2 separate regions of the Homo sapiens genome follow, and region 1 is linked to region 2. A link is an interaction called in ENCODE POLR2A ChIA-PET data of the cell type or tissue named here. Cell type or tissue: Panc1. All regions are shown on one strand. Region 1 has its middle 39 kb from the start of ARHGEF3. Region 2 overlaps TASOR (transcription activation suppressor).

The links. ChIA-PET counts read pairs that join two places held together with the same protein. Peaks named below come from ENCODE experiments on the same cell type or tissue, not always from the same donor. Only the 100,000 strongest peaks of a DNase experiment are listed, where the experiment ranks them.
Region 1: POLR2A ChIA-PET joins it to region 2 with 12 read pairs; 2 of 35 experiments call an interaction of 5 or more read pairs at or near these places.

Annotation. Positions count from the first base shown.
Region 1 is chr3:56,839,246-56,841,745 of GRCh38, forward strand. It overlaps a transcript of ARHGEF3 not described here. Among named protein-coding and RNA genes, the nearest start is that of ARHGEF3, 39 kb to the left of the region's middle. RefSeq lists a silencer at 576-870. In Panc1, no CTCF peak of the experiment used is centred here; DNase peaks (open chromatin) are centred at 749 and 1,316.
Region 2 is chr3:56,677,915-56,680,414 of GRCh38, forward strand. All of the region lies in intron 1 of TASOR (transcription activation suppressor), which reads right to left. Among named protein-coding and RNA genes, the nearest start is that of TASOR, 4.1 kb to the right of the region's middle. In Panc1, no CTCF peak of the experiment used is centred here; no DNase peak of the experiment used is centred here.

The sequences.
Region 1 (2,500 bases), 160 kb after region 2:
GGCTGGATTATATATATATATTCTTGTGTATTAGTATATGAGTATTTGTGATGTGTGTGTGACATTAGTTTTTTTAACGTTTTGGGTTTTTTTGAATTTTTTTATTTTCATTTTATTTTATTTTACACTCCAGGTAACTCACAGAACAACATTTTGGTTTTTAAAGAAGACTGTGTGGTGAAGTCCAAATAAAGTCTGTCATTTCCTTAGCAGTACTAAACCAATGTTACTTTCCTGATTTTGACAGATACACTGTGTTATGTAAGATGTTAACATCAGGGGAAGCTGGGAAAGGTACATAAGAACTCTCTGTGTTATCTTTGCAACTTTTCTGTAAATCTAAAATTATTCCAAAATGAAAGCTTATTAAAAATATAAAACAACGAAACAAAGAAGAATGAGGTCTTGGTTGTCTAATCAAATTGTCTACACTCTGCGCCCTATCCCCAAATCTCAAGGGGTCTGGCAGCTGAGCTTTCACTGATTTGGTCTGGTTGCATCAAATCATCATTGCAAGGATGCTTTGACCCTAGAAAGCTACCCTCCTTTAGAACCTGACAGCTCACAACACAGGATCACATTACCACCTTTTACCCACCTGAGGAAGGGAGGGTCTGGTCCCTAGGTCTGCAAAATCTGGGAAAGAAAGTGGTACAATCCCGAAGGCTCCTGGTGCTCTCGAGCCCGGACACGTTTCATCTGACAGGAATCCTCCTGGGAATGACTTCAACCCCCAGATCCCAGGCATTATCTCATCTTGGCCGTGTGTCATCCTCTGCATTTTCCTTCAAGTTACTAAGAGGAAATGGAGGATCAGACGGAGCTCTGGCAGCCCACCTTCTTCTTAGGTGGATATTTTTAGCACTTTGAGACAAATAACTTGCTTTTTAAGACCATCCCAGACATTCTTCAAATGAGAGGTACAAGCTTTCTCTGCTAGACTCAGTGAAAAAGGCATGCAGTGCCTAGGAGAGCCAGCCAACAACAGTCAACAACAGGAAAAAACACCCCCATTTAGGGGACCATAAATATTTACAGCATCCAATGGTGTATTTACTATTCAATGATCCTGCAAAACAAATGTTCTAGGACAAGAAGTGGTCTGCATTTCTGCAGGATCCCAGAGTTTCAAAGCTGGAAAGGGAACAGAGATGTGTCCAGTTTCCACACTCTACAGGTAAGAAGGTTGAGGCTCCAAGTATGCTCCCATAAAATGTCTGCTTTTTAAAATATCTCTATTACAACATGCATTCCCTGAGCCACAGTTCATTGTTTACAGACCGTCTCTCACAGAAGTGGGTGTTTGCTGAGGGACTCAGCGCAGTGCCGTGAGTAAGCACCATAAACAATCAACAAAACCTTGTTTGAGACACCAAGATGGAAGCTCATCTCTGCCCTGACTCATGTTTCTGGGGACCTCTTCTCTGAACCTAATTTTAAAACTGAGAAGACAAATCTTATTCCTGAATGGCTGAAAGAGCAACCAGGAGTGCATTTGGAAATTCACCTGCTAACATATTATAACATTAATACTATTTGTTCAAAAATTAAAAAAACAATTTCATTTCCTTCATGAGATGAAGACTAACATTTTTCATTTTCTTTGGTAAGAATTTCTAGAATGCTGCTTTATTAAATTTCATGGTTAGAAAGATTTACTGAGATAGAAAAGGTTTTTTTAAAAACTGTAAGATTAAAACAGCAAAGTTATTAACATACACACAGTTAAGCAGTACCAAAGAAAGCTGTTTGCACCAGAATATGTCACCTGATCCTAAGAATATTTAAATTAGCATTTTGGGATGCAAAAACACGGAAAACCCCTTCTCTTTGCCCCCAGTAGATAAATACTCCTGGCTCCTCATCTATACTGATCAAGTTCAGGTCAAAACGGAATGACGAATTATTGAGACCCCTAGATTTGCCCACTGTGACATCTCAATGCAAGAGTGAGATGAAAAATTAACCTTGGCTGGGATCTTTCCCTAAAGTAGCAATGGCAGGAAAAGCTTGAGTCAACCACCAGCTAGTCAGGCAGAAATTTCAAAGAGGTGGTGAGAAGAACTTGCTGGCTTCTTATTGGGTGGGCTTCCTCAACCAAATCCCCCTTTCAGCTATAGCATGCTCCTGGTTGTTAGTCTTACATGAGATCTTCCATGTCCTCCATTTAGACATAACTTACCCAGTTAGTTGCCATCAGCTCTGCACAGCTCACACTCCCACTTTCTCCATCACGGCAGTCACTTACAAGCTGAGTAGCTGAATAAACTTCACTTTTCTATGCACACAGTTAACCAGAAATTTTAAAAATTTAAGTTTAAACATAAGCACCCACAGTCTGATGTTTCTAAGTCTTTAGTTACATAGTTTCATACTCAGAGACCTCACCCCCACAAAGAGCATTTAATTAGAAAAATTCTTGGGTGTGATTCTATGCATTTCAGAGTAGCTATGTAATCACTGTGATTCCATGCTTTACCTTTTTCAGCCATCAGATTGA
Region 2 (2,500 bases):
CTTATTTGATCGATTTCCATTAAATGCCTGTCAGAAGAACAGCTAAGTTGATTACTGATCACACAAGGTTTCCCTACTTACAAATTATAGATGTATTTTACGAGACTGAAGAGCAGATTTACAAGGGCACTTAGAGATTTATAATTCAAACGAGGAAACTGATAGTATCATAGAATTTCAACTGGAATTCAAATTTCCTGACTCTTAGCCATACTATCATCAAATATTTTTTATTACTAGTATCATACAAAACACACTTATGATTTTTTTTTTTTTTTTTTTTTTGAGATGGAGTTCTGCACTGTTGCCCGGGCTGGAGTGCAGTGGCGCGATCTTGGCTCACTGCAACTTCCACCTCCTGGGTTCAAGCTATTCTCCTGCCTCAGCCTCCCGAGCAGCTGGGATTTCAGGCACCCACCACCAGGCCCAGCTAATTTTTTGTATTTTTAATAGAGTCAGGGTTTCACCACGTTGGCCAGGCTGGTCTCAAACTCCTGACCTCGTGATTCGCCCACCTCGGCCTCTCAAAGTGCTGGGATTACAGACATGATCCACCATGCCCAGCCCACACTCAAGATTTGAAGGTTGTATTTATAAAGGCAGTGGGCATTGATATATAATTTAGGTCATCAAACAGCTTTGTTCCTTAATCAAAAGAACATCTTCATCAATTAGTTTTACCAATTTGTTTGGTGTTAAGGCAGATCTTTTTGTATTATGTATACATGTATCACAAAAAATATTATCATATATACATAAATTTAAAAAAGCTAAACTTAAAAGACATATCATTCCTATCAAAACATACAAATGGGGCTGGGCGTGGCGGCTCATGCCTGTAATCCCAGCACTTTGGGAGGCCAAGGAGGGCGGATCACTTCAGGTCAGGAGTTCCAGACCAGCCTGGCCAACATGGCAAAATCCCACCTCTAAGGAGAATACAAAAATTAGCTGGGCGTGGTGGCACATGCCTGTAATCCGAACTACTGGGGGAGGCTAAGGAAGGAGAATCCTTTGAACCTAGGATGCAGAGGCTGCAGTCAGCCGGGATCGCAACACTGCATCCCAGCCTGGGCAACAGAGGCTCTGACTCCAAAAAAAAAAAAAAAAAAGACATACAAATGGGTCATACGAAGTACAAATAAACAATTGTCTGATTTAAAGTAACTAATACATAGAAGATGACGAAATAATTAGCAAGAAGAGGCTGAGGATCTGAAATTTTCTGAATTCACAGCTGACGCCTATTAATGATTATAATACAACCACTCTCCATCCATTTGTTCTTCACAGTAAGATCTTTTTTTAAAATCACTTTTCTTCATTCTAAAAAAAATTACCACAGACAATACTTTAGGAGTGGGTACTTCATCTCTACATCAACAAGGTTGAACATAGTGTACAATTAGAAATGAATATGCTGGCAGGAATCAAGAGTACAAATACGAAACAAAGTTTTTTGGACTGAGGATAGCTCAAAGTAAATTTTACCTTGATTACTTTGCTATTATGTATGGAGAGAGCTATTGTTCTCAGAACCCACTCATCCATATACAACTAATGAAATACCATGGAAATTTCCTTAAGAATGAGACTTGGCTCCAATGACTTCAAAAAGGCAAGTGAAAATTTTGTGGGGGAAGATGGAGGTTAGGAGAATTAGCCATTACTTCTGGACTAAACCAGTATGGAAATTTAGTGCATGAGCGCAATTAATTTTTGAGACTCCCTTGGACCCTACAAAAACATTAACCAATAAACGTTTTCCAGAAAGTGAATCATCGCTACTCCATTTCCCAAGAACTTTGGAGGGAAAAATTACATCAAATGCAATTACCAATTTTAATTTACTTTTTATGACTCACTAGATTTAAAGAAGGCAATAGTGAAACATCTACCAACAAAATGCAATTCTACAATTTGGTTAAATTCTATAATTTGGTTAAATGTAAGAATCATGCCTCAGCCAATAAATAACATACATCAAAAACAGTAAAATGTATACCTTTCCAGTCAAAGACGCACTTAGTATGTCAGTACCAACCAAATGTTGATAGTAAACATAATTTCTGAATGTCAAAATTCCCCAAGGATGAAAACATACTAAATATTTCTATATTTAATGAAGGGGGGGAACAGTTTTTGTTACTAACAGGTCAGGTCAAAAGCAGCTAACTTAAACCCTTAGATTATTCAAACTGGGTAGCAAGATTTTTCTTTTTTATAGTAGTAAAAGTACTCTACAACTACCTTCAAATTCCATCTCCACAACTTAGCTGTGTGACCTGAAGCAAGTTACCTAACTTCTCAGTACTTTAGTCTCCTCATCTGTAAAATGGGAATAGTACCTACCACAAAACATTGTTGAGATTTAGTCAATGTATGTAAATTGCTTAGAACAATGCCCACAACTTATTAGGCACTATACAAGTGTTTGCCAATATTATTACTCAATTACAATGGCAGTTATTTTGGATGTCACACTACTGGGAAGACCAAA